Regions from separate parts of the Homo sapiens genome. Here regions 1, 2, 3, 4, 6 and 7 are each linked to region 5. A link is a loop called in an ENCODE intact Hi-C map of the cell type or tissue named here. Cell type or tissue: endothelial cell of umbilical vein. All regions are shown on one strand. Region 1 overlaps LINC02775 (long intergenic non-protein coding RNA 2775). Region 2 overlaps SMYD2 (SET and MYND domain containing 2). Region 3 has its middle 3.9 kb from the start of LINC02775. Region 4 overlaps RPS6KC1 (ribosomal protein S6 kinase C1). Region 5 holds the start of PROX1 (prospero homeobox 1). Region 6 has its middle 11 kb from the start of LINC02775. Region 7 overlaps RPS6KC1 (ribosomal protein S6 kinase C1).

The links. Peaks named below come from ENCODE experiments on the same cell type or tissue, not always from the same donor. Only the 100,000 strongest peaks of a DNase experiment are listed, where the experiment ranks them.
Region 1: it touches region 5 in a loop (4-fold over the local background); 22 of 110 quality-filtered maps call a loop at or near these places.
Region 2: it touches region 5 in a loop (4-fold over the local background); 3 of 110 quality-filtered maps call a loop at or near these places.
Region 3: it touches region 5 in a loop (4-fold over the local background); 46 of 110 quality-filtered maps call a loop at or near these places.
Region 4: it touches region 5 in a loop (5-fold over the local background); 8 of 110 quality-filtered maps call a loop at or near these places.
Region 6: it touches region 5 in a loop (6-fold over the local background); 44 of 110 quality-filtered maps call a loop at or near these places.
Region 7: a loop joins it to region 5, with 3 times the contacts of the local background. A loop is called at or near these places in 12 of 110 quality-filtered maps.

Annotation. Positions count from the first base shown.
Region 1 is chr1:214,101,243-214,105,242 of GRCh38, forward strand. The region is part of intron 1 of LINC02775 (long intergenic non-protein coding RNA 2775); the gene reads right to left. Among named protein-coding and RNA genes, the nearest start is that of LINC02775, 8.9 kb to the right of the region's middle. RefSeq lists an enhancer at 984-2,183. In endothelial cell of umbilical vein, no CTCF peak of the experiment used is centred here; a DNase peak (open chromatin) is centred at 1,829; H3K27ac peaks cover 1,352 bases.
Region 2 is chr1:214,330,733-214,334,732 of GRCh38, forward strand. SMYD2 (SET and MYND domain containing 2) reads left to right here. Exons shown (of 12, transcript NM_020197.3): 9 at 218-338; 10 at 1,286-1,460; 11 at 3,468-3,576. Among named protein-coding and RNA genes, the nearest start is that of SMYD2, 52 kb to the left of the region's middle. In endothelial cell of umbilical vein, CTCF peaks have their summits at 1,281 (motif pointing left), 1,482 and 2,371 (motif pointing right); a DNase peak (open chromatin) is centred at 2,419.
Region 3 is chr1:214,114,018-214,118,017 of GRCh38, forward strand. No RefSeq gene overlaps it. Among named protein-coding and RNA genes, the nearest start is that of LINC02775, 3.9 kb to the left of the region's middle. In endothelial cell of umbilical vein, no CTCF peak of the experiment used is centred here; a DNase peak (open chromatin) is centred at 2,394; H3K27ac peaks cover 346 bases.
Region 4 is chr1:213,121,141-213,125,140 of GRCh38, forward strand. All of the region lies in intron 5 of RPS6KC1 (ribosomal protein S6 kinase C1), which reads left to right. Among named protein-coding and RNA genes, the nearest start is that of RPS6KC1, 72 kb to the left of the region's middle. In endothelial cell of umbilical vein, a CTCF peak has its summit at 1,516 (motif pointing right); DNase peaks (open chromatin) are centred at 1,561 and 2,611; H3K27ac peaks cover 198 bases.
Region 5 is chr1:213,985,464-213,989,463 of GRCh38, forward strand. It overlaps PROX1 (prospero homeobox 1), which reads left to right and starts at 2,510. Exons shown (of 5, transcript NM_001270616.2): 1 at 2,510-3,020. PROX1-AS1 (PROX1 antisense RNA 1) reads right to left here and starts at 690. Exons shown (of 6, transcript NR_037850.2): 1 at 606-690. RefSeq lists enhancers at 2,887-3,390, 3,391-3,894. In endothelial cell of umbilical vein, no CTCF peak of the experiment used is centred here; DNase peaks (open chromatin) are centred at 2,458 and 3,148; H3K4me3 peaks cover 2,313 bases; H3K27ac peaks cover 1,155 bases; H3K27me3 peaks cover 1,680 bases.
Region 6 is chr1:214,121,307-214,125,306 of GRCh38, forward strand. No RefSeq gene overlaps it. Among named protein-coding and RNA genes, the nearest start is that of LINC02775, 11 kb to the left of the region's middle. RefSeq lists a silencer at 2,029-2,118. In endothelial cell of umbilical vein, a CTCF peak has its summit at 2,069 (motif pointing left); DNase peaks (open chromatin) are centred at 2,135, 3,335 and 3,755; H3K27ac peaks cover 2,130 bases.
Region 7 is chr1:213,243,100-213,247,099 of GRCh38, forward strand. All of the region lies in intron 12 of RPS6KC1 (ribosomal protein S6 kinase C1), which reads left to right. Among named protein-coding and RNA genes, the nearest start is that of RPS6KC1, 190 kb to the left of the region's middle. In endothelial cell of umbilical vein, a CTCF peak has its summit at 1,662 (motif pointing right); a DNase peak (open chromatin) is centred at 1,692.

The DNA.
Region 1 (4,000 bases), 120 kb after region 5:
GCCCACCCTAACAGCGTCATCTTAACTTCATCACTTCTTTAAAGACCCTGTCTCCAAATACAGTCACACCAGGGATTAGGGCTGCAACGTGTGATTTGGAGGGGAGGGCACAATTCAGAATTCAGCCCATAAAAGGGAGTCCTCAGCTTATTGAAAGAGATTAGATAAGATCATTAAGGGAATGAACATACAGGAAGGAGAAAAGAGGTCTGAAGGTGGAGCTGTGGTGCTCCTCAGATGTTTAAAGGTCAGGAAGATAAATAGGAACTGGCAAAAGAGAATTAGTGGCCAGTGAATTGGAGGAAATCCAGCAATGCATTGTATCCTAAGAGCCTGGTAAGGGGGACACTTCAAGGAGAAGGAAGTCAGAGGAAGTCATCTATATAGTCAAATGCTTCTGAGACACAAAGAAGAGGAGTACTGAGAAGTAGCCATTGAATTCAGAAACATGGACGTCATCAGCAACCTTGATGAAAGCAGTTTGGTTGTTTGGTGGAGAAGAAAAGCAGATTGGAGGAGTGAGAATTAAAGAGGAATTGCAACACTGAATATCAACTCTTCTGAGTGTTGCTGTAAAGAAGACTAGAGAAACGGAAGAAGCTAAAGGGTAATAAGAGCTCAAGGCAGGAATTTTGTTTAAGCTGGGAAAAAATAGCAATGGTTGTATGCTAACGGAGATTATGCATTAGAAAGGAAGAAGTCGATAATGCAGAGTGATGTCCTTGAGTAGCAAGACTCAAGGCTGCTTGTAGTATCTAGCAGCAAATGTGAAGGGGTTTTCCTTATCTAGGAACCTGTACATCAAAGGTAGAGCACACAGCACAAAGGCACAGAGGTGGGTAGATGGGATTATAATGTTTATGGAATTTCCCTCTGAGTATGGATGGGAGGGAAGATATTGAATATTTGAGGAAAGAGAAGAGGGTGTGAAATAGTTGTCTAGGCCAGAGACAAAGTGAATGGACTAGGAAATTAGAGTGGAATTGGCTGCCAACACTGAGAGCAAAGTTGAAGTTAGTCATCTGAATTTAAACTGAGATCACTCACCGTAGTGGTATATTTTTCTCCAGCCATGTTCAGCTAGGAAGGTGCAGGTGCCCTGAAGATTAAGTGTTAGATTTACCCAGGGCTGGGGTTTTCCAGACAAGTTTGATGAGGAGGGAAGGGGTGTGAGAGTTAGAATGTTACATAGGGAATGACTTTAATGATGGACCTTAGAATCTCAACTAGGGAAGAAGAGAAACAAGGACATAAGTCAAGCGCATGACATTAAAATAGTGCTAGGTTCAAAGGACATCCTGGTAGGCTAATTGGAATTGTAGTCATCACAGTACTTAAGGGAGAGAGCTAGAAAAATAGAAAAGATTGGCCAGAAATCTCTTTTCTCATTTCTATCCTAAATGGCAGAATTCCAGAAGCAAGGGCTATGATTTTTACCTATTTTTCTATCCCCAGAAGTGCCTTTTAAAAAGTTCCTATAACAGACATCTCTTGATGAGTGAACCATTATTGTGTTACCAACTTGAGAATTATTTTCAGGAGACAGCATGAGAATACTGGAAGCTGCACTAAGAGATCAAGACCATCTGGGTTCAAGCGAAGTCTTTGCCTCTTCCTCACTGTTTGTGGGCTCATTTCTTAACCATTGTCAGCTTCACTTGGTTCATCTGTAAAATGAAGAAAATAATAACTGCCCTGCAGTTATTGTGAAGATCAAATGCAATAAGGTATGTGAAAGTGCTTTGTAAACTAAAAGGCAAATTAACAATAACCTGAAATAGCCACGAGATCATGAATCACCCAGCAAAGGGAGAAACATAAGCCTCCAAGGACTTTTGAGGGGGACCTTTGTGCTCCTTCCATCCTCTATGACTAAGCCACACGTCATGCTTGTAGGACTCCAGGCTTTATTTGCAGCTTTCTCATTTACCCAGCCCCTTTTTTTGTACTCCTAAGCTCTGCATTCTTATCAGAGAGGGATAAAGAAGGACAGGAAGGGGAAGTGGGGAAAACCAGAGTAGGAGAAGAATGGAGGAGAGTAGGATGGAAATAATGTTTTCTACATGCATTATGTGCACCGTGCACTCTGCAAAAATCTCATTTAGTCTTTGATCTACCATTATTCAGTATCATCCTCCCAATTTATAGATGAGGAAACAGACTCAGAAAGTTTAAATTATTTGACCCAAATTACACAATGAGTAGAAATAGCAGAACTGGAAATCAACCTCTTCTCTTTCTGAATTTAAAGCCCAGGGCTTTCCTAGTAAGCCCTGGGGTGTACGGCTAATCCAAAGCAATCTTCTCTGCTGAAGAAAAATTATCTTTTGGGAGGATTTTCTGAACTAAATCTCTCATTTCTCTGTGATACTTAAGCTCCCAGGGGGGGAAAAAAAAAGAGCAGCATGTAATCAAAGAAAAGAATACTAAAATTACTAAAATTCTTAGGGCGAGAAGTTATTCATATCAAAGTGAAAACTACTTAGATTTTGAAAGTGAGTTGTCTTAAAAAGCTCTTCTTAGCTTCTCATTGGCTCAGAAGTTCTTCACTAAGAGGCTTATGGCAACATGATAGAGGGGGAAAGAGAGCTATACTAGCAGCTCAGATTCTTATTATCAGGCCATCTTAGTGTTGATCTGTATATCTATTCCTGAATAAGCATCTGCCTCAAATATAATGGCTTGAAACAATAATTTGTTACTATTTTCCCCAGCTCTGAGAACTGACTGGGCTCTGCTGGACGGTTGTTGCATAGGCCTTCTCCCTGTACTTGCAATCAGGTGTTGGCTGGGCTGCAGCCATCCGAAGGCTCACTAGGGCTGCACATCCCCAGTGACTCCCCTCCTGAATGGCATTTGATGAGTGGAAGTTCAGAGCACCCACACACAGTTCCTTCATGCAGCTAGGGCTTCTCACAATACAATGGCTGGGTCCTAAGTGAGAGAACGCCAAAAGTGAACAGTCCAATAAGTAGAAGACAGATACTTCCAGGCCAGTAAACGGCTATGCCTGAAACTGGCATAGCGTCACTTCTGCTGTATCCCATTGGTCAAAGCAGTCACAGATCCCACTCGGATTCAAGAGGGTAGAGAAATAAACTCCACTCTTTTGACGGGGGGGAAGCAACATCACATTGAAGAAGAAACTGGGAGATGGGAGATAGCATTGCATCCATCATTGGAAAATAATGACTAGATACAGTCACTCATGCTTGTAACTTCAGTGCCTTGTGAAGACAAGGTTGAAGGATTGCTGGAGGCTGGGAGTTTGAGACCAGCCTGGTCAACATAGGAAGACTCATCTCTACAAAGATAAAAATTACCTGGGCATGGCAACTCACTCTGGTTGTCCTAGCTACTCAGCAGGCTGAATCGGGAGGCTTGTTTGAGCCCAGCAGTTTGAGGCTGCAGTAAGCTATGATAGTGCTACTGCACTCCAGCATAGGTGGAGTGCAGAAAAAAAGAAAGAAAAGAAAACACAGCCTGCCATAATCACTAGTTCAATGACATCCACAAAGTTAGAATAGCCTCTATATCAAACTCCTGCCTTTGGAGCTTCATGTAGCCCTTGCCAGCCTCTCTGCCCACATCTCACACCATTTTCTTGCTATGCTACAGCTATACTGTCTTCTTTCTTTTCTTCATACCTCAGAGTTTGGACATTTATGAACAAAATCCCCTTCCCTTTCCCTCAGTTCTTCCCATGGGGGCCTCCCTCTTATCATTCAGGTCTCAACTCAAATATTGCCTCTTCTGGGAGAACTTCCCTGACTAATACATGTGACTCTTTCACATCCTCCATACCCTTTATGTGTTTGCTTTCTTATCTACCATCTCTGTTCCACTGCTACTCACAAGTTGTGAAAGGACAGTGATTTTGTCTGTCTTCTTCACTGCTGTATCCCCAGTGCCTACACTAACGTCCCTTGCATCATGGTCATTCAACAATTTTTGTTGAACGAATAAATGAATGAACAAATGAATAACCCAGTCAAGTGGC
Region 2 (4,000 bases), 350 kb after region 5:
GTATCTAGAAAATTAATCTTTTTGTTTTGTTTCTGTAAAAAGGTAATGGAGTACTGAATTTCTTCAGATGCATTGCCTGATTTCCTTTCATTCTTTTGTAACCTTGGAATGGGCCAGTGTCGACCGCTGTGTGGGAATGTGTATTATATGAGAGGTTTCCCTATCAGTGTGGTTTCCATGGGCGGTAACGCCTTGCCCTTGTGGACGTTTCCTTCAGGATAAGGCCAAGGTGGAAATCCGGAAGCTCAGCGATCCCCCAAAGGCAGAAGCCATCCGAGACATGGTCAGATATGCACGCAACGTCATTGAAGAGTTCCGGAGGGCCAAGCACTATAAATATATCCTTTACAACTGCCCTGATAGCTTATTATCCCTCGCCAACAAGGCAAGGTGGGAAGTTGGAAAGAGGGAGCAGGAGAAGGATGGATTTAAGATTCTGAAAACCAAAGGAGGAATGTCTCCTAGTAAATGTGTAAAGGCGTACTGACCACCCACAATGTGGTGTCCATCCTGTTGGAGTTGTATGATTTTATTTCCCCTTATTTTGGCTAGTTTGGCTGGGAGCCCCATGTGGTGGAGGACCATGAAGGACAGAGCCTTGATGGCCTTGTGCTTTGGGTATTTTACTTTGGGCAGGGCACAGTGCCAAGGGCCTTGCTTATTTCAGCTCTCCTCACTGGCACACTCTGAGCAGGGACTCTGCTCATTCCCATGCAGCAGATGAGGAAACAGCCTGATAGATATTAAGTAATTTGCCCAAAGGACACAGCTGATGGTGATAGGATCTAGGATTTTGTCCCAGCTCTATCAGAATCCATATTCTTAACCATTGTATTGTAGCATTTTCTTGGGAGTTGAAAAGGGATTCGATTTGTACTCTAAAGGGTAGAATTTAAAACCAGTGAGAGGAAATGAGAGAAAGGCACATTGTTTCTCAGCATAAGAAAGAACTTTGCCACAGTGGGAGTCGTGCTCAGGGTTCCAACTTGGGTGAGGATTTGAATTTGATTAGAATCGTGATTTTAATCAACATTGTTTACATCAGAACTAGGGGTCTGGACCCTGCGGCTAAAATTCTTGAGTTGAGCGGTTCCGACCTTCAGGTTTTCTTCATTTGTTTTTTCTGGAGAAATGTAATTCCTTTCACTTTTGCTTGGCTTTCTGTAAGTTACTTTTTCATGGGGTAAGGGTGAGAGTGGAGTGGACGAAATAACTCCTTGAACCCAGCCTGGGGAAGCCTCCAGGCAGCTTGGGCCCGGTGGCCCTTTCCTTGACTCCACAGCACCCCCTAGTGAGCTGCTGGAGATCTGCGAGCTCAGCCAGGAGAAGATGAGCTCTGTGTTTGAGGACAGTAACGTGTACATGTTGCACATGATGTACCAGGCCATGGGTGTCTGCTTGTACATGCAGGACTGGGAAGGAGCCCTGCAATATGGACAGAAAATCATTAAGCCCTACAGGTGATTGCAGAGGCTGTTCTAATCATCCACGGAGTGGAATTTGGTTGTTTAGAATGTATACGATAGTGTCATCTTCCTGCCCATTGCTGAGACTTGCCTAGCGCAGCTGCCTCTTCTCTGCACCCACATCTGGAGGTGCTGGTGCAGGGCACTGCTCCCGAGTCAGGCCTGTTCTCACCATCATCCCAAGGAGACAGGTTGAGGTTATGCAGCGGATACTGGGGCAAGATCCCTCCCAGGTCCATCCAGGGCCATATCCATAGTAGTTAACTCAGGCTAGTTTTGAGAAGCCACTAGTTTGCTTCTTTTCCCACCCACTGCTTCCAAGTTTAATTACTAAGTGGTGGTCTCAGAAACCCTGGTTTTCATCATTACTCACACCATCCCCTTCTTTTGCTTTTTCAAATTACAGCCCCAGTTTGCAAATGGGGAAGCTCTGGGACCAGTGGGTTGACCGTGGTTATCTAATCTCCCCACCCCAGGTTTGGAAAAAAGAAACAAAAATTGCTTTTTAATTTGTAGTAATAATGAATATTAGCCCTGGAGAGATTTCCTGCCTGAGAGGGTTACTAAACCTAAAAGTGGGTGACAGACGGAAGTTGTGGCTTTGTCCTCTGACTCGGACTAGACACTTCAGGGCTGAGGTGGCCTAGATGGGATCACTGGAGCTCTTTTTAAAGGCACTGATATTATGCATTTACAGGGTACGTCCAACACCAAGTGGGCCAAGTGAATCAGGGTCGCTGGGCATTAGACCCAGAAATCTGTGTTCTGGAAGCATCCCAGGTGTTTCTCAGGAGTTTGAGAAGCCCTCAGTCTCCTTCCACTTCCGAGATTAGGGTCTGTGAAGGTTGTGTCTGGTCTGAATGTCCACTGCCCACTCCACCCTCTACTTACCCCACTGTGCCCTGATTAGCCAGCAGGGGGAGCCCAAAGGAAGCCAGCTCTTAAAATCTGCTCTTGGAAACAGAATTTGTTAAATTGGGGATAAACTCAAACCTTCCTTTTCTCCTAGAGTGTGTGAGGAAGTGCACTGGCCTCATGCGCAGTTCTCTGTGTGAGATCTGTAGGGAGAGAGGAGCAGACAGACAGCATCCCAGCCCTGTGGTTCTCCCAGCAGGGCCTTGCTCTGCTAGACCCATCTTTATCTGCGTGAGCCCCTCCCGGAAGCCCAGCTCTGGTCTTCTGTGGGGCCGTGGGTCCCAGGGCTGCCTCCTACCCAGGAATACAGCTAGAACATGTCTTTTTGGACTGACTTTCAGGAGACACAGGGTGGAACAGCCTAGCCTTTAAATAAACACCTCTTACACACATGTAAACACACACACTGGCTCACCCACCAGCTGCCTCTGGGCCCTGTTCTTAGGGAAATGGCTGTTTCCCAGGCAGACCCCATCAGTCAGTCTTCAGGTACAGCCGGAGAGAACACTTGCTGTATCTAAAGCCCCTGCTGGACAATGGGGAAAGAACATCCAGAAGACACAGGAAGTGTTCTGACTTCAGAGCACTTAACTGTTTTGCTAAACCAACCCATATCATAGTGTGACAGAAAGCTGGGGTCTTAAGACACATTGGGGTGGGTGGGGGTTGGGTGGGTGGCTGTATGTCTGAGTACCTAAGGTGATAGGCCTAATTGCTGCCTTCATAAATGGGACATTTACTTCACAAGCTGTTTTCCCAGGGTCTTCCTCTGGGTATGTCTGAAATATAAAAATCTGGACTGGGATTGAAGATTGTGTTTACAAATGCTTTTGAATAGGATTTCTCCTGCAGTTGTTACGTAGCTTTTCAGAAACACACAAACTACAAATAATGAACAACATCTGCAATGATTCGGCAGGGTGGCAGCATCCACGCTCTCCACCCAAACCCTGGTGGGATTTGGAGAGGCCGCTGGTGGGCAGAGGTTGGCCCTAAGCATGGCAGCCTCCGGCTTACTGCACCCAGCCTGTGGGGCGGCTCAGTAGCCGCTGACATGGTGGCCTGTTGTCTCTTCTCTTGTTCTAGTAAGCACTATCCTTTGTACTCCCTCAACGTGGCCTCCATGTGGTTGAAGCTAGGGAGACTCTACATGGGCCTGGAACACAAAGCCGCAGGGGAGAAAGCCCTGAAGAAGGTATGTCTGTAACTCGGCCTTAGGATTCCCAGTGGCCAGATGGCCTCCTTAGCGCACCTCCTTCATGCCTCACCAGGCTGAATGGCTGAAGCAGTGGAGGGTGAGCAGCTCTCACCCACCCTCTTGCCGTGGGAGCAGCGGGGGTGGGTCCTGCAGGTGAGGGGGGAGTGAGAGAGTGCACCTCTGCTGTGTTTGTGTCCAGGCCTCCCTCAAAGGGAATGGGTGCCCACATCCAGAGGGCTGGCCGTGATCACAGGCCCAGCCTGTGCCTGGAGGAATTCTCCATTTGTTTGACCTTTGGGATTTTCAGAATGATGATCCCCAGTTGTGAAATCAAGGAGGTAGGATATGGAGAGTTAGGGTTAGGATGTTAGAATTGCGCATTTGCTGTTTCTAAAATGCACTTAATCATCCTCTCAGTTCA
Region 3 (4,000 bases), 130 kb after region 5:
GTTCTCTTAAAGGCATCAATTTCCATCAAACTCTCCTAAATTCACAGGGCCATCCTGTATGCACATCCTAATCTATCATTATCTGTTTTCTATTTATATATTCATTAGTTCCGTGAATATTCATTGAACACTTTCTCTGTGCCAGGTGCTATTCTAGGCAACTGGAATACAGCAGTGAACACAGTCAACAAAGTTCCTTTGCACTTGTGGAGCTTATATTTCGGTGTAAGGAGACAGACAGTAAATAAGCAAGTAAATATATATTACGTCACATAGTAAGTAAGACAAACTAGTCACTGGAGAAAATTGAGCAGAGCCAGGGGGACACAGAGAGATGGGAAGGGGAGTTGCAGTAAGACACATGTGGGGGATTGTCTTATTATTTGCTATTATTCATGCTGTGCATAGCAAAACCTGGCTAAGACAGATGGCTGTCTTTTAGGATGGTCAGGGACGCCCTTGCAGGAAAGGTGGCATGTGAGCAGAGACCTTGAAAGAATGGGGAAACAAGCCATTTAGTTATTTGGGAGAAGAGCTCGCCAGGGCGGGATGTGCAGCAGAAGCAAAGGCCCTGAGCTGGGAATGGGACTGGTGTGTCCAGTGAACATCAAGGAACCAGTGTGGTGAGGGTCAGGTGAGTAGGGAGGGCAGCAGTGGGAGATTAGAGAGTGGGTGGAATGAGGACAGGGCCTTTGGGACCATCATAGAACTCTGGCTTTTACCTTGAGGGAGATGGGAAGCCACTGGAAAATTTTGGCAGAAGGAATGTGAATTACATCTTAGAAGTGTCACTCCAACCACTGTCTTGAGACTAGATCAGTATTGGAAGAGCAAGTATGGAAGCAGAATGACCAGTTGAAAGCTGGTAGTAACCTGGAGGAGAGATCATGCTGGCTAGGATCAAGATAGTGGAGGTGAGAAGCAGTGGTCATATTCTAGATTTATTCTGAAGGCAGAGCCAACAGGATTTTCTGATGGATCAGACATGGGATATGAGAGAAAGTGTCAAGGATAACTAGTTCTTGGTTTTGAATAACAGAAAGAGAAGCTTACCATTAACTAAGCCAGAGAAATTACTAGAAGAAGTTTTTTGAGGGGTGTAGACATCAGGGCCATGTTTTGGAGAATGTTAGGTTTGAAATACCTAGCTGACATCTAAGTAGATGTGTTAAGTACAAAGTTGTCTATTATCTGAGCTCAGGGAGGGGTCGAGGCTTGAGATATGACTTTGGAAGTTCTTGGAAGATAGATGGTATGTGAAACCATATTCCTGAATGCAGTTATCTTAGCAGTGATTAGTTACAACAGAGAAGAGGTCTTCACTTAATCCTTGGGCCTTCTAACTGGTAGATATTGAGGACGTGAGGAGGAGACCACAAAGGAGGCTGGAAAGATACAACCAGTGACAAAAATAAACAGTTTAAAAAGAGGGTTGTCCAGGCCGGTAGAAAAGCATTTCAAGTCAAAGGGAGTGGTTGGCCGTGTCAAATGCTGCTGACACAATATGACGTGGACTGAGAACTGGCCATTAGATTCGGCAATATAGAGAGCACATATTACCAGTATGGACAAGTGAAACAAACCAAGAGATCATTCCAGCAGGGGCACTGGGCTAGGGAAGGGATGAACCTACACCCTTTCACCATCCTTGTCTTATGGTGCTGAGAGGTGCCAGAGGGTCCCGTGGCCTCATTAAACTCTTCTTCATTATATAATTTGGTTTTCTGTGTGACAGACAAATCTCTCATCACTCTAGAGATGCCGATGATAAAATGATGATCGACTGATCATGGTTTTAAGGTTCAGGATGGTTGGTGGGGAGTTTCCCATTTGAACTCCTCAGAACCCAGTGCATTTTTCAAAGCTTTGGTGAGGTGACAACTCTTGGAAAATACATTTTTCAGCCCTTCATGAATTTACAAAGCAGGATATTATCAGGCTATCACGCCTTTGAGTGGAGTCTTCTCAATAGCAGAATATTATAATATGTATGTGGCTGATACCTTGTAAGCATGTCAATATTAGATGAAGTAGTCATACTAGTATTAAATTGCTTAGACCCTATAAATGGACCTAATAACCCTATTAACTGTAAATTAACTCTAATTGTGTCATTGTTTTTCCTCCAACTTCTGACAATCACAAGGTGGTGTTTTTCTAATTCTATCTTGAAAACAGGACTAAAGACTTTTTCTGTCTAGGTGGTCGGCCCTCCAAACTCATATGTACAGGATGTGCCAAACCTATTTTCTTGCCTCCAACCCTTTCTTTCTGCTGAGTTCAACTTGAATCTCAGGATCTACCTCTCAGTCTCCCTTTGCCTTTTCCTTAAATAATTCATCCAGAAGCTCTTAAATGTCCTTGGCTAAATAAGGTCCAAATCACATGAAATGGGGATATGACTCATTCGGCAAGGCCACACTTGGAATTCACTCAGTCCTTCAGCGTTAAGAGCAGGCGGGAAAGGTTTGATTGGGATGGAGATGGAGGACAATTTCCAGAGCCCAGAGGAAGTACCAATCTGAGGCATGCTTCCTTCCTCCAAGAACAAGAAAAGTTGGCTCTTGGAAGAAGACAGACAGACCTGCTGTATTTGTATTTGGAAACTTGTCTTCTAAATGCAGAGGTCTATAGAAACTTTCCAAGATAAATATGCCTGAGAATGCAGACTTTTCTCAAAAATAGTCATTTTGAATAATTGTAATTTTCTGTTTAAAACTGCACGTGCTCTTTTGACAAGCTGGGATGCTTTCCTACCCTTCTAAGTAGGTGGAGGAACCTTCTATTTGTCCGTTCTACCCACACTGCTCTAGAAGGCTCTATTTTCATGAGGGGCAGCTCCTTGAAAAGGCTCATGCTAGTGTTTGCACATATGACGATTTTAAAGTGTTGGAAAACTACTGTGACCCTCAGCTGGCCATACAATAGCCTTATGATCTATATACTCTACAGAGAAGTTTCTCAAAGTGCAGGCTGCACTTACTCATTCAATAAATATTCTTTGAGCAACTGTTGTCCCAGGCACCATTCAATGCCCTGGACAGCACAACCATGAACAAAACATATAAAAATTTTTTATCTCATGGAGTTTACATTCCAGTGGAACAAGAATGAAAATATACAAAATTAATAAGTGGAACATATATTAAGTTAGATACGGAGATATGGAGTGATTTGGAGAGAAATCAACCGGTGTGGAATCCCAGAGAGTGTCCCGAGTGCAGAGAGTGAAAGAGGGAGGAAAAAGGTGCACTTATTAATAGGGTGGTCAGGGAAGAGCCTACTGAAAAGGTATCCTTTGAGAAAAGACCAGAAGCCTGTGAGTGTGTGAGCTTTGCAGAAATCTGGGAGGAGAGCCCATTGAGAAGAAAGAACTGCAATAGCACATGTTCTGAGGCTAGGATGTGCCTGAAGTGTTCAAGGCACAACAAGAAGGCCAGTATGGCCCAGGTACAGTAAACCAGGGAGAGAATAGTAAGAGAGGTAGTGGGCATCCAAATTATGAAGGCCCTTGTAAAGACTTGAGCTTTTTCTCCTAGTGAGATGGGAATCACCAAAGATTTTGAGCAGCCCGGTGATTCTAACTCATATTTTAACAGAATCACTTGGCTGCTGTGTGAAAAAAATAGATCATAGAGGAATGAGAAGGGAATCAAGGACACCAACTAGGAGGCTTTTATAATAATCTAAGTGAAAATTGGTGGTAGCAGACCAGCCATCATAATTACCTGAAATACCTGAAAACTGTGAATGCCAGGAGTTAACTTTAGATCCATTGAACCAGAATGTGAAAACCCAAGACTGAAGTTTTCACAAATACTCCCCCAGGTATTGCTTAAGTATACTAGAGTTTAAAGACCATTCTTCTATGATGTGCCAACTATCAATTCATTGCCTCACACCTCCAAATTCACCCCTCATTGCCTGCTTTGCAAAAATGGATCTGGGCCCTGTACACATTTTTCCTTTGCCAGCTGGTTCAATGTTAAGTCTTGTCCGT
Region 4 (4,000 bases), 860 kb before region 5:
CCAGGCAGCTCTCGAACTCTTAGACGCAAGTGATTCTCCTGGCCTTGGCCTCCCAAAGTGCTCGCATTATGGGTGTGAGCCACTGTGCTTGGCCTGTTTTTTAAAATTACAGTTACTTTGTAGTAGCATGGGATAGAGAAACCCCTTTAAGGTTTTGTAAAAAATAATTTGGTGATAAACTGGTAAATATAGTTTGTTTAATATGAAATTGAAAATTAAGAAATTATTTGGTAGGTTTTTAAACAAAATATTGTTTTACATTTTAAAAATGAAATCCTGGTTACTCTTTATCTCCTTTGTTCAAAGAAGTTAAACTATATTTTTTCAAAGATGAAAGAAGATGTAATTGGTTGCTAACATCTTATTTCTATTATGTCTATTTCAACTTATGTCTTTTCCTTGAATTAAATTTAGCCGTGAAGTTACTAGGACATTTGTAGAAACCTGCCCAAATCGGTGCATATCAGTTGAGCTCCTTGACATATTTCTCTCACCTGTTGGCCTTTTTGAAGGGTGTAGATTGCTTTGGTGCCATGCTGGCCTTGATATCAGAGACTTGGATGTTGGTATAGTCTCATCTGGTAACCTGTGTCATTTCCTCTTCCTAATACATCACTTTTCAGTTTGGGGAGGGACATTTTTTCTGGTTCATGCAGCAAATGAGAGAAAATAATTAGGTAATTGTAACCACAAAGAAAAATTGAATGATCAGCTTATTGTATGTAGCATATCTTAAGAATGAATATGCTTAAATGTCTTCTGGAATAACAAAATCTACCCCCACCTTTTTTTGGCTGGAAATTGTGAATTAAGAACTCCTCAAGTGCTTATTGTAACTATTGTAGAGACACGAAAGGATCTATTAAACTGTCTTGAATTAACTATTTTAAAGTAAATGAAATGTGCATTTTGAGGATAGCATCTATTGCTCGTCTTTGTAACGGATCCCTTAAATGACATTAAGGTCAAGATTTGTATGTTTATTTGATGGCAGGTGGGGGTAGATTTTGTTATTCCAGGAGACATTTAAGAATATTAATTCTTAAGATCTGCTACATGCAATAAGCTGATCACTCAATTTGTCTTTGTGGTTACAGCCACCTAATAATTCTTTACGGTGTGTAGACAGACATGAAGATTGTGATTAAACTGTGTTAAATTGAATGGCGTTGATTATATTTAAAGCACTGGTTGGTCTAATTGGAAAGGTGTATAGTTATTTAAGTTTGAAAAAAATCTGTATCGAAATACCATTTATTTTGTCTTATTATTTGTGTTATTTTCATTTAATAGATTTAAACTTGACACTTTGAGGCAAGATCATTTTAAATAGGAATATTTGTCACATGATTGGTTACTTAATAACCTAAATCTATTTTCAAGACAAACTTAAAGTCTATTTACTACATAATATAGTGTGAGATGACAAAATACAGAAAGTATTAAATATTAATTTAAATGTAAATTTATAGAAAGTGCAAGTAATTTAAAGTAAAATTAAGTGCAAATGTCCACTAGGTGGCACCATAAGAACTCTAAATCTTGTTACTGGTATTTTTCTAGGCCCTTTGGTGTTATGTATGTTAGAATATCTCTTGCATACTCAGCTTGAAGAGATTCTTTTTTCTGTTATGTGCTTATTTACCCAACTTATTTTTATTCCCTGCCCCCAGTTGAATTTTCCTTGGTAGTGGAGCTTGACAAAAACAACAGGTCATTTTTTCCCCCCAAGATAGCCACAAATGAGAATGTACCAGTGTGTGTAAATGATACACATGACACTGATGATAAATATTGACTCTTACAAATTCTAGGGCTATTGAGGATAATATTGGATATTAGGAGTTTAGGGGTTGGGTGGGACAAATAACAGAAAATTCATGGTATGCCATGGGAATCATTATAAATGATACACTTAAATGTCTTATTTCACAATTACAGAGTTTGAATTTCAGAGAAGTTTAGCCATGTGCCGAAGATACTCCAGGTATTTGATAGCACTCACAGAACTATATTTTGAAATGAAGAGATTTCATTTTATGGAGGGGAGGCGGGGAGAAGACATATTTGGTATAGAAAACTCAGCATGAGCTACTTGCATACTGGTAATGGGCTTGATGTCCTGGAGGCTAGAGAAAGTTATGGAGAGTAGCAGAGTATAAAGTTCATTTGGCAAAAAATGAAGCCAAGTGATGGATCTTTATTATGATAAGATAGCAGTATTAGGGTTGTAATTAAGATTGCTGTGTTGTTTTCTGGGCTTATTTTGTTGTTTTACCAAATCTGTACGAGGTATTCTGAGGCTCTTTTTGTACATTTTCAAGGATGAAGCATAATAGACATGACCCAAGAACGTTATAAAAATGTGAAACTTCAAAGGAAAGGTTCTTTTTTGTAACAATAGCTATTACTAAATGATGAATAGGGAATCACATACAGGAATCTTAACTAGCATTAAGCTTTGGATTTAGGTATTCACTTAAAATCATATTTATAAGGGCTTCTTTCTTAATGGAAACTGGTATGTATGTCTTCTACCTTAGGGTAACCTTTGTTCTACTGGCTAGATAACTTGCTTTGTGCATGGCGCATGAGTCATTGCTACTAGGAAAAATAGAAATTCCTTTTTGTTGACTATGGCAATATTTGAACCTCAGGGCTCAGTGAAAGCTATCAGCTAATAATAATGAGGCCATGTATTTTATATATAGTCACCCATGAGAGACCACCTGTTGTTCTAAAGGAAACCGATCTCTTTTTACAGATGGTCTTCAAATACAGATTTCTGATAGTTTATAGTATAAAGATTTATTCTATGGCAACTCAACCTGTTCCCCTGGGGCCTGTCTTTCAGAGATGGTGTCCTAGACAGATTTCACTATACTGCCCTACTCTGAGCAGTTCAAAGCACAGAGGTAAGGGTAGGTAGGTGAACTGGGATGCTAAATAAACGCCTATGTCTGTAGCTGCTTTTTAACAAGTCACCTGGGGCCCTCTAATAGCCCTGAGACTTGAATTTCTGTGATACGAACCTGGAGGCAGAACGCTTTCATAGAACCTTTGACTTTTTCCCCTTGTATCACTTCCAAAAAAAGCTTAGGTTTTTGCCTTGATGGTGTTGGTGAAGGATGCACCTTTTACTCTTGCGATGGCCCAGAGGGCCTCTTTAAGTATGGGGTTGACTTCAGGTTGGTTTAACTTTTGACAAATAGTCTCTGTATTATGTCAAATGTCAGTGATTGCCCTGCCTTATCCACAATGTCCTTCCTACCTAGACTGAGAACCTGTCACTTGCTTGTTGCTCCCTATATCTTTCTTGTTAACTTTCTTTCTGGGCTTCAGGGAGCTAGTTTGCGTTTCGTATGATATTTATATATAGTTTTGTATGAAATAAGTTGAATTGTAGTGTGATTTCTAGGAGTTGAACAAGCACTGTATTAAGCAGATGTGTTAAGTATATAATATAAATAAACTAGGCATTGAATATTTACATATAATATGTTTATAAATAAGATTCATTGCTGTGGTGGTGAAAGGAGTTTTTAAATGTTATCTTCCTCGAGCTGGCCGGAGAATACGTCATTGAGAAGAAGGGAATTTAGAAACTGCTTAAATATGGAAGAGAAAGATATCAGTGAGTACTAGAAGATGATTGGTTGCATTGTGTGGTCGAGGAGATATGGTAGGGTTAGGCTTTTCAGGCATGGTAAGATGCAACTTCAAGAGGATAATTAAAGGAATAAGGTGGGCAAGGAAGAGGTGTCAGGGGTTTGCCTGCTTTAAACAGATCTGCCTTTGTACTTGTGTCTAACTCCTTTTTTAAGTTTGGAATTCTTGACGCTAGCTGCTGGTTGATCCATAGAGGTTTATATTTCACAAATGATGCCTGTATAACTTTCTTTTACTCAGATAAATTCCCAATATTGGCCCTTGATGCATCTCTTTTGATATCTTTCAGATACTGAACTTAAGGGCTTACCATACACAAAGTATATTATTA
Region 5 (4,000 bases):
CGCTCGCCTAGCGTGGCGCGCGCTCCTATTTCAAGTCGCCGCTCCTGCGCCCTAATGCGGGCTGCGAACCGCCGCGGCAGAGCGTCGCGAGCCGGGAGCCTCTGCCGCCGAGGCTGGGGGTGGGAGAGCTTCCTTGTTCGGCAAGCGGGTTACCCCGACTTCGACTCAGGCCTGCTTTTGCCCACGGCGTGACACAGGACTTACTGGGGTTCTCAGGGAACTTTTCCCGCCGCCAGTTCCCGGGCGTGGTGTGTGCAAAACGTGCATTCAAGCGCTATGTGCAATTGACACAAACTTGTGGGCTAAAGTGCAAGCCATTTTTTTCGCGTTTGAATCTTTTTCTCTGTCCCTGACTCCTTTCTTCCCCCTACTCCCCCCTCCTCCTTCTCTGCTCTCCGCCCTTTTAAATGTCAAACTGAGCAGATGGTTTTAAGGTGTGGAAAGGTATATAGCCCTTACTCCTACCAGTTTATTTGTGGGCTGGCGCTAACTTATATGTACAAACCAAGATTCTTAAAGAAAACTAGTAGGACGAAAAATAAGAAAGAAAGTAGCTTTGATCCATTCTCAGATCCCAAGTTTCCCCGCTCAATACACCCGCTTACCTCGAAGGGACCCAACCAATAGAAGCATTATTCCGTCCTGTATCTAATGGGCATGTTGATTATTTCTGCTCCCAGCCTCAACTGTCACATCCCGGTTAGAACACCTGATACAACAGTCAATAGTTGGAGGTGTGAGTGGTGCGTGTGCGCTCCTCTGTGTTGCTTCCGTGATAGACGCGTGGGGGGAGTGTGTGGGGGCGGCAAAAGGGGAAAGAAGAAGGCTGGGGATGCTCCCGCAATCTCTTTTCTTATCGCCGACACCTAACCTGACCGACCTAATTTTTTTTCTCCTTTTCACTGTTTGAAATTCGTGCCAAAAGTTTCCTGCCGGGATAGACTCGGACATACTAACATCGCTATTCTTATTCAAAGGGAGGGCTTAATATCCTCTTTACGGTTTGGTGAATTTGAGGCTGAAATTGTAAATTCCCTAGGAAGGAGTGTGTGTGTGTGTGTGTCGCAGAAGACATTGGTAGTGTTTGGCCAGTGTACTTGTAACACACCTCATAAATACCCTGTTGTCACGACACAGCATGATTCAACCTTTGATCTGATTAAATTTGAGGGACACACGAAGACTACTTGTCCTCCTCCTACTTACAAAAATGAGTGTCTAATAGACTATGTATGAATGTTTCTGCTTCGCAGCTCTTGCAAGTCCCAGCTTTTATAGGATCTTTAGGTCATAAACGCGGCTGCTTTATTAAAAGCCGTTTACTGTGCCCGGTGAAAGGGACGTTCTAGCTGCGGCTGAGGCTCGCTTGCATTTGTAACTTGCAAAGCCCAAGGAGATCTTTAAGAGCCACATTATCTAAAGAAATTTTGCTGGTTATTTTTCAAGCAAGAAATGTCAAACCAAAGTAAATTTTCTAGGGCTTTATTTTAGAGCCTGCGATTTATGCGTTTGAAATTTCTTGCCTAATAAACTTTAAAGTTTGTTGCCCAGGCGTCAAAACTGTGTAAATCCTGTATTGAACAGCTATCTTTGGTCTTTCTGGGGCGAGTGAATTAGTGAAGGGTAATCGCCAGATGTTTGCAACATATATATTTTTAAAGGCTGCTTTACCTACAATCCAACTAATGTCAGAGGTAACCAAGGGTAAATATTCCTCTTCCTGATAATTTGGACTGGAGATAAACTGGGACTCAGCCAATGTTGATCTTCGTCTAATAACAGATGCAGCGGACCCGATGTGAAACCTCTGGCACCTATTATTTTAATACCAAACCTACCTGTATTTTATTGTCCACCTCCCCTTTAAAAGGAACCAAGGGTGACACGTATCCTTGACACTACCTATGATCGTTTAAAAAGTGGAATGATTTGCAGATCCCCCCCTCCCTCCTCCTATGCCACCCCCACCCCTAAAACCCCCACTTTTTCTCCCGTATACTTTTCCGTGCCTTCCTCCACCCAAGTCGGAGGAGCGCTCACTCGCTCGGCCACTCGGCGAACTCGATCAGCTGTATCTGGGAAATGAAAAAAGAAAAAGAAAAAAAAAAAAAAAGACCTGCGTCCTGGAAGAGCTAGTGTGAGCCGGGCGCCGCTCGCGCCGTCTCCCGCTTTGCATAGTGCCCGCAGATGGCTCGCTCCGGCCCAGGCGCGGCGATCCAGTCGTCCCGAAGCTGTGGCAGGGTGGGGGTGGGGGTGGGGGCCGGGGATGGAGGCCGGGGAGGGGGAGCGCAGGGCCCCTCTCCCCTCCTCTCTTCCCAGCCCCTCACCCCCACCCCTTTTATATTTTTTTTTCCTCCCAAGTTCTCTTGCCTTGCTATCCCCCCTTGAATCCGAAGGCGCCTCGCGATTGGGTGCTGGGGCCGGGTACGTCAGATAGACTGTGACGTGCAGTCTTCCTGTTTCCTTCAGCTGTGTCTTAAAGTAAATCTTGTTGTGGAGCGGAGCCCTCAGCTGAGGGAGCGCTCTGAAATAATACACCATTGCAGCCGGGGAAAGCAGAGCGGCGCAAAAGAGCTCTCGCCGGGTCCGCCTGCTCCCTCTCCGCTTCGCTCCTCTTCTCTTCTTTACCCTTCTCCTCTCTCCTCCTCTGCTGCTCTCTCCTCTCCTCCCGCTCTTCTCTCTCCTCCTCTCCTGCTCTCTCCTCTTCCCTTAGCTCCTCTTCTTTTCTTCTCCTCTTCTTCCCTCTCCTCGCCTCTCCCCTGCTCCTCTTCTCTCGTCTCCCCTCCCCTCCCGCCTCTCTCTCCCCTCTCCCTCTCCCACTCGCCCCGCTCGCTCGCTCGCTGTCGCACAGACTCACCGTCCCTTGTCCAATTATCATATTCATCACCCGCAAGATATCACCGTGTGTGCACTCGCGTGTTTTCCTCTCTCTGCCGGGGGAAAAAAAAGAGAGAGAGAGAGATAGAGAGAGAGAGAGAGAGAGAGAGAGAGAGGCTCGGTCCCACTGCTCCCTGCACCGCGTAAGTATCTTCTTCTTCCCCTCGTGAGTCCCTCCCCTTTTCCAGAATCACTTGCACTGTCTTGTTCTTGAATGAGAAAGGAAGAAAAGAGCCTCCCATTACTCAGACCCGTGTAAACATTATTCCCCCCAGGAGAAAATGGTGTTATTCAAATGAATCATAATAAAATAGCCTCTAAACAGTTTCTAAGCGGGAGCCTCCGTGGAACTCAGCGCTCCGCTCCTCCCAGTTCCTAAGAGTAAGTGATCCTCTTGGCTTTTATTTCTTTCTCTTTCCTGCTGGTGGCTGGGGGTGGCGGTGGCGATGGGGGGGAGGCTGATGTTGCTGGACTTGTCGCTGATCTTGTCACCTTTTGTGTACTGTTTCTGGGGTGTGAGGAGGCGTTTGCTCCCTTTCCTTCTTTCTCCTGCTCTCTCTTCTCAGGAGAGAGGACCGCGAGAGGGACCGGGTCGCTTTTTTGTTCGTGGAGATCCCCGCTTTCCGCCAAACCCCATCCTTCCGATCTCCCCAGGCTAAAACTCCGGGGCCGGTCCCCTTGTCCTTTCTCTTTGTCTTGTTTATTATAGCTGCCTTTCTTCCCGGCTCTTCCAATTTGCTTGTCATTTGCATACCTTTCACTTCTCCTTTTTTAACCCCAGCAGAGGACCGGGAACTGGGAGGAGGAGAGAGGGAGGTGGGGGGGCGCTCTGTTACTTTCGTCTCAAAACGCTGTCGAAGCCGAATTGTGGAAATCCGGCTTGGAGGGGAGCGGTGATGGGTCCCGGGAAACGCGCGCGGCGCCCCTCTTCCGAGCTCCTGGACCCAGGGCTGGGTCAAGTTGAGTAGGGTAAGGCGGCACCGGGAGGCTCGGGGGGTCGCGTGGCGGTGGGATTGGGACACCAGCACGAGGAGGACCGGAGGATCGCGGGCCGGGTAAGAGTAGGGGGTTCTTGGGCAGCAGAAATGGGAGGCGATGAATCTCCCAGCCATCGCTGGCAGAC
Region 6 (4,000 bases), 140 kb after region 5:
AATGGAGCGGTAAATGAGGAAGGAGCAAAGAATTCCAGGCTCCATTTCTTGTTTATCTTAGAAATTTACTTCCAGGGATGTCTACTCTGGAAGTTACCATATAAACTGAGATCAGCAAATAGAACATTTCTGCTTTCAATTAACGAGTGCCTATTACGCATCCTACCATAAGTAAAATACTTGACTAAAAATTATTTTAAGATTTCAAGAAATTTACAATGTATTTTGGAATAAAGTGTGGAAGAAATACATTTACTTAATATAGATGGCAATATAGCATAATTTACATTACATGTTATATTATTGGTATATAATTGTATTTATATAATATTCATATGATGCGATATAAGATTGTTAACTAAAAGGATTAAAAATATGGGAAGCAGAGTGTGGAATGATGGACAATGGAGACTCAGTGGGGTAGGGGAGGGTGAATGATGGGAGGTTGCCTGGTGGGTACAGTGTGCATTGCTCCAGTGATGGATGCACTGAAGGCCCTGACTTCACCAAAATGCAATGTGTCAATGTACCAAAATTATGATACAGCAAGTGCTTTAGGAATTAAGAGGTGTGAAATAACATCAGGCTGGAGTAAGATGTGAAGACTCTAGGGAAGAAGTAGAGTTTGAACCATCAGCTGAAGTTAAGTGAGATCAAAGTCAGTTCCAGGAGATAGTGGGGAAAGCTGGCTGAAGGAAAGACTTGAAGGAAGGAATGTCCTTGGCACAGTCTCGGGGACCATAATGGATGAATGAGGCTGATGTGAGAGACGTGTTCATGAGAAAGATGGGAAGTAGGTTGGAGAGGTAGGTGACGTCCTATTTTGTCAATGGACAGTTTCAGCACCCACCCTGCAAGCCCCAAACTGGGCCTTGGTGAGGGAGTTGTTGGCAAAGTCCCTACAAGGCCCAGACCCCAAGCCTACATGAAGGCGCCAGTTCAGACCTCAAATGTCAGCCTGTGGAGTTGAGTCCGTAACCAGCCTGAGAGACTTGCCACGGAGCACACTTGGCGCCTCCTCCATACTTCTAGCTGCACACAGACTTGCTCAACAATGGAGTGACTGATGCAGGTTTGACCTTGAAGTACAGAATCAATAAAGGAACTAGAAGAATAAAAGTTGAAATTGGAAGAAGATACATGGGAGGATGACTTAGAAAACAATGCATGGACTACTCAGGAGGCCGAGGCATGAGAATCACTTGAACCAAGGAGGCAGAAGTTGCAGTGAGCTAAGATCGTGCCACTGCACTCCAGCCTGGGCAACAGAGCGAGACCCCGTCAAGAAGAAGAATGCATGGGGTATCCCTGCCACAGGAGCCCTTAGGAATCTGAGAACTATTAATAAATATGATGTTATTGTATTTGCACCCTGAGTTTGGCTTCCTGAAGAATCCATTATAGTGGCACATAAAACCCATAAACTAATGAGGAGGCTTCCTCCATAGAACTGAAGGCATTTGTAGCTATATTGACACTTAATTCACTGAAGACATTTGTCTCACACTTTATTATATTGAGAACTTAACCCAGTTTTGCAAAATAGATAACCATCACAGGAGCTGGTCTTAATTACCTCTTGCCCTTTGTGTGCCTTATGTAGACCTTCTCTTTGAAATAATGTGTGTATTTTTCAGTCTTCTCTTTTCCTTCTTAAGGTTTTTCTCAAGAGCCTAGCAAGATTCCTTAAAAAAAAAAAAAAAAAAAGCTGAAAGCAAATCTATCTGTTAGTTGCCTTTGGCCTTAAAAATCTTCCCAACAAAGCTATAGTTGCCTGACAAACTTTGATATCTATAAATAATGCTGACAAAGGAAAAAAATCAAATTAAAGTGTTAGTTCAAGAATTCCATCCCGTGAACACGTTAGAGTGTCCTACTTGTCCTCAGGCTACCATCCTGCTTGAGCTGTTAGCACTTTTCCTGAGGCAGACAACTTCCTTAACTCACACCTGAAACAAACAAACAAAAAGCTGATGTCAGCCCGGGCGGTCCTTTCCCCTCCTGGCTCTTTCCCTTTGCTAGAGAACTGAAATCAGATGAGTTGCTGACATCTGGTGGTAACTAAGCGGAGTGTAATCTCGGTCTTGGAAGGACTTTTGTCTCTGATTCCAATACACTCCCCCAGCCTCTGATTCCTGGAGGCCTCCCCTTGAGCTTACAAAATTGTTTTATCCAAAGGGAAAGCAAAAGAGCAAACTAAGAAACAACAGAAACAATTTCCCACGGTTCTGAGAAGATGAGTGTTGGCCACCAGAATGAAAAGTCAGCCTTCTCTAGAGACAACCAACACTTCTTGGATTTAGACAAAGATTAGACTTGATCCCAACAGACTTGATGAGTCATGAGAATAAATAACACAGGGAAGTCTCTTTTGGTTAAAGGTAACATTTTTCTTGCAGCTGGGAATAATTCTGCTGTACTCATTTTCTCTTGGCCATTCAAATATTTTAAAAAGCTCCCCATTTTTTGGGGGCCACAGAGTAGACAGTGGTTTCTGAAGCATTCTGCATTGTTCTACTCTTCTACCTCTCAGCATGTTGCGTGAAACCTCAAATCCTTGCTCACAAAAGTTCTTAAACTTCATCTTCAGAGAAAAATGTAGAACCTTCACTCTGGATAGGACAAAGGCATCCACTAATGAGACGTGCAGGGCCTAAAGGTATGTTAGGTGATTCCCAGTACTAGTGTCTGGGAGTATCAGAGAAGGAGGTGTCCTAAACGTTGCAAGCAGAAAGAAAATCAGTCACTATTCTAAAATGCTATTTGATTTCTTCGTAGCATGTATCACTAAAAACAAAATGTATTTTGTTCATGTGTTTGTTTTCTTGGTTTTCACCTGTATCCTCCTGGTTTTGCCTTCCTTACTCAACACACCTCTCCTCTTGAAAACTAGAAAATAAACTTGAGAACAGAAACCTTGGTGGTCTTGTCCACCGTTATATCCCAGTACCTAAAATACATGACATGCTAAACTTCTCAAATACTTATTTTACAAAAGAATGACAATACACTCCCATAGTTCCAGGGAGTCCCTACTTTACCATCCCTCACTCCAGAAAGCCCGCAAAAGCATCCCATCCAGGGAAGCTCTCTAATGACTCTTTTTCCCATTCATCGACAGCAGAGAGCAAAAAGCCAATATCCAGGGCCCAGCCTAGCGACCTCCTAAGATTCCTGGAGGTTGACGGGTGTTAGCACAGATGAAGGCTGCCTTCACCAGAAGGCCTTCCAAATGCTTCAGGGCATTGGAGACAGAAATCTTTACGGGCAGCGTTGAGTCTATTACAGCATATCTTGGTGCTAGATTGCTATCTGGGTGTGCATGAGTCTGTGGGGGCCGGGGGAAGTGTGCTGGAAAACTTTCCCTCTGTCTCCAGCTAAATGGCTTCCTGAGGAAATGAGAAATGGGGGTGGGGTGGGTGGGAAGGAATGAAAAAATTCCAGTAAGGAAAAATAAAAGACTTTTTTCTATGGAACAGGGAGTGTTATTTGCAGATCTAAAATTCCAGGATCTCTGTGTATTAGAAACACAAGGGCTTTCAAAACGAAAAAGTAAAAATAAAAAATAAAATCCATGGTGTATGAGACACTAGAATAAATATTTCAAAGGTAACATTTTAAAACTGAGAAGTCTGGGGAAGCTTGGCCAGGATTGGTGAGAACCTGAGATTCACGTCTCTCCTGACTCAGCCCAGTACAGCAGGTTCTTTCTGGCAGCCATTAATATAGTTCACGGTTAAATTACTGGACCCCATGTGGACTGAAAGGGCCTCTTTATCTTTAAACAAACAGATGAGGAAGGAGGATCTGCCCCTCACCCCTAGCCTAAACCAGTATTTGTGAGACCACACCAGGGTTTTTCCATTCCAGCTATCAATCTTCCCTTGTTGTGGTTTGAGAGAAAGAGAGAAGTATTCGAGGAGGGACGTGTAATCAAAAAGGTAACTCAGCTTTATTTTAGCAGACCTGAAAAGAAATAACTTGGTCTTTTCTTGAATAT
Region 7 (4,000 bases), 740 kb before region 5:
AGTCCTGTTGCCTCAGCTTCTGAGTAGCTGGGACTACATTTGTGCACCACCATGCCTGGCTAATTTTTTTAAAAAGCATTTTTTGTAGAGATGAGGTCTTTCTGTTGCCCAGGCTGGTCTAGAACTCCTGGGCTCAAGGTGCTGGGATTACGGGTGCATGCCATTATTCCTGGCTAATTAAAAAAATTTTTTTTTTTTTAAATAGAAACAGGGCCTTGCTGTGTTGCTCAGACTGGTCCTGAACACCTGGCCTCAAGCAATCCTCCTGCCCCAGCCTCTGGAATAGCTGGGATTGCAGGCATGAGCCCATGGTGCCTGGCACAATGGAGGTTTTAAAAATGCAATATGATTTTAGTGATGTGCCAACCTGGCATTTTATAACAAATTTTTATAGACAAAACAGTTTTATCTTGCCTTTACTGTATTGTCTTTATTTTTTAAAAATTAGAGATTTATTCTGTGGGTATTAGATCTTTTATTGACAATTATAGGTAGCATAAGCATATGAATTGCATTTGAGTTGGTTTTTCTCAGTCATCAGTGCAGATGGGGCTGTATTATGAATCCAAAGTTTGTTCACCTTTTGCTTACCATTTAGCCTCTTTGGATGGCCAGAGTCACTTCACCTGTTGCCCCATTGGCCTTCAAAGGAGTTTCAAGCTGATTTTTTTTTGATATAGTCTGCTTAGGTGTTGATCAATATAGTATTTAATACTTAACAGCTAACTAGTGTATTGATGCTAACCTTGTTTCTCTGCATAATGGGAAGTGATGATAATAAGGATTAAAAGAGCTAGATTGTTTCTAGTTACAACTTTCATTGTTAAGAATTATTTCTGCAGTAGAGAATACCAAAGTTTTCCAACCTATAAAATAAATATCCTAAAACGTTCCTGAAAGCAACTATTAGGGTTTTCTTTTCTTTCCTCCTTCTTCCTTCAAATTAAGACTGTTTGGTTTTTGTTTATTGTTAGAGACAATAGAGCACACTTACATTTTTTTTTCTCAAATAGATAATGTGATGTTATGTTTTGAAATCATGTTAGTAAATAGGATAAAAAATTGCATGTTGAATTCACTTTATTACAGTTACTCGATTAAAAAAAAAAACCAGATCCTCCCCACTTTCTAATTTGATAAGAAATAACATTTTAGGTTCCAGTGTACTTAGAAATATATTTGTTAATTATAATGAATTTGGAAGTTTTAGAATCAAACTTAATTTGGGAGTTTTTTTGAGTCAAGCCTGTTACATGCTAAAGTGAAGTACAGTGGGAACCATATAACAAAACAAAACCACACATTTATGGAATATTGTTTAATATTTGTAAGTAGTTTCTTATTTCTTATTTTTGTTGTTACTTTCTTTTTTTTCTCCTGGTTCCTAGTAAGTGTATATATTGTTACTTATTGGAAACTATCTGTAAATTTGTGCTTGAACATTCTAGCAGATTATTTTTCTTTATTCTCAAGCACAGTCATATTTACTTTAATATCCATAACATGTTGGTATCCTGAGAGTTTTAATATATGTGGAACAGAACCATATTACATTCATCAACAGATACACACTTTCAATTTCATATACTGAAATACCGAATTTAATACAGATCGGTTTCTAAGTTCTAATTTTTAAGCCTTGTCCCAGAAATTACAATTCTCTTAGTTGACCAGCAGGTGGCAGTCTACCATTAATGGATTTTGCTGTCCTCTTCCAGGTTGTCCTTCACTAGCATTTGAAAAAAGCTGTAGTCTGAAGAGGTGCTTTGTTGTCATTATTTGCATAAAAGAATTGTACTTCCAAGCTTTGTGAGTTGCAAAAGTGTTCTAGTGTTGTGGCATGCTTTGTGAACAATGTGGAAAGGCTTTCCATTCATTGGGCCTGTTAATTTTAGCAACCAGGTAAAACAAAACGAGTAATGGCCTTAACAGAAAAGTAATACCAGTGTTCTTATTAAGATGACCTTAAATCTAGAGAGTTATAGAACTTGGTTAAGTCTATGTGCTCGTACCCCTTACTTATAACTCAAGGGAAATTGGAGCAAAAATTTGTGAATTACTGTTTGCTCCAAAAGTTCATAGGCAGTGCTACTGATAAATCAAAACTACAGATAGGTTTTCCTCTCCTCAAAGGATGGAAGCAATGATAATATGTTAATATTTCAATACTTAAAAATACAAATCAGTAACTACATGGGTCATAGATTGTTTAACCACCTTTTGATCTACCCTTAGGAACACTAAAGGTTGAAGTAATTTCCTTTCATGTGATCCCCTCCCTCTTACTTCCCAAGTCTAACCTTAGTATTATTGTCCAAGTAACTCTAAAGCATGTTAAGCAGCTGATGTTTGGTTAGAAAGAAAAGTTGTCACAAGATTATGATGAGAGCAACTCACTTCTGTTTAAACAGTGTGCACCCTCTACCCTGCCACTTCACCTCCTGGGAATCCTTATCACATATTTGTCCTGAAAACATTATCCACCTGCCCTGTGCTTTATAATATCAGCAGTATATCTTTTTATCTTGTGGATGATGTGCCTTTATATTTTGAGAAAAATTTCCAGTAACAGATTTGATTTGCATGGACAGAAACTTGAGCAAATGCCAAACTAGCAGGGGGGCCATTATTCTGCTCTATAAATAAGTTTAAAAAAGAAAAAACACACACACAGAAACCTGTGAATCAACATGTTTTGGTCTAATTGAGGGGAAAAGCAAGACAGATAAATTTTGAAATGCAAATGATCACCTTCTGTTATTTAAGTATAGTTTCTGCCAACTTAGTGATCCTAGATTTTAAAAAGTCATAATTATTTCAACAATGTATACTCCCAAGGATGCCCAAGATTCACAAGTTTCTATAACAAAACTGAGAACTTTTAAAAAAGTTGCCACTTTTTTATATTAAAGAAAACAAATCCAACAACAAAAAGACAAAAACCATGGAGCTTTCTCTGGCTACATCTGTGAAAAAGCCAGCGCATAAATGGCTGCAGCTGCAGACCCATCAAGAGGGTCTTGAGAATACGAATTCACTGATCAAACCCAGCCCTGTTTTCAAAGTAGAAGCCATTCCTTTTAGGTTCACTTTGTATCCTTAGATTATCTAGGATGATTCTCTAGAAAGGTTTTATTTTAAATAAACATCATTCATGGTAAATGGGTTCCTTTCATACCACAGAAACACAGAATGGAGTTCAGGAAGAGAAAAGGCAAAAGAAATAGTCCACAAAGTAGGAACAGATTGTATAGCATGACAATATAAATATAACACTGTCTGGTTTCCACATTAGGAGACTTGTAGATACTTTATTAGGATACTTTTACACAGGTTCTTCTGCTTTTTTTGTTGTGAGGGATTAGAGAATAAAAACTGGAGTAAATTGGTTATTTTTCTCTGGAGGACTTTCTTCTGGTTACTCTGATTTTATATCTGTTTTTACACACATACACACAAAAGTTTTAGCCAAAAGATTTTATGTGCTTTATCATTTGATTTATTAACTTATGATAATAAAGAATAAACCTTTGTTTATAGTGTTTTAAGTATAAAGGAAAAATAAAATGTCAAAGTACTTTTTTTTACTACTTTTTTTCTTGACTCTTATCATTCAAAAACAGCTAGAAAATAGAACCTGTACTACTAAGCATATAAAATACAAAAAAAAAACTGAGTCTGAGGTGGGAGGATTGCTTGAGGCTGTGAGTATGAGACTGCAGTGTGCTATGATCATGCCTGCGAATAGCTACTGCACTCCAGCCTGGGCAACATAGCAAGACCTTGTCTCTTAAAGAAAAATACAAGAAAATGATATTTGAAAGCTTAATATACAATCTGAGACAAGTGCATAAAATTATTTGTGTTAGTTAACCTAATATAGTCACTTAAGTTTCCCATTCTAGTCTTGAACAAGTTGATATGGTATCCTATCAGTGTGTGTCCTTCACTTTTATTTTCTGCCCTATTATGAGTCTTTAATTTTAAATGCTTGAAATTT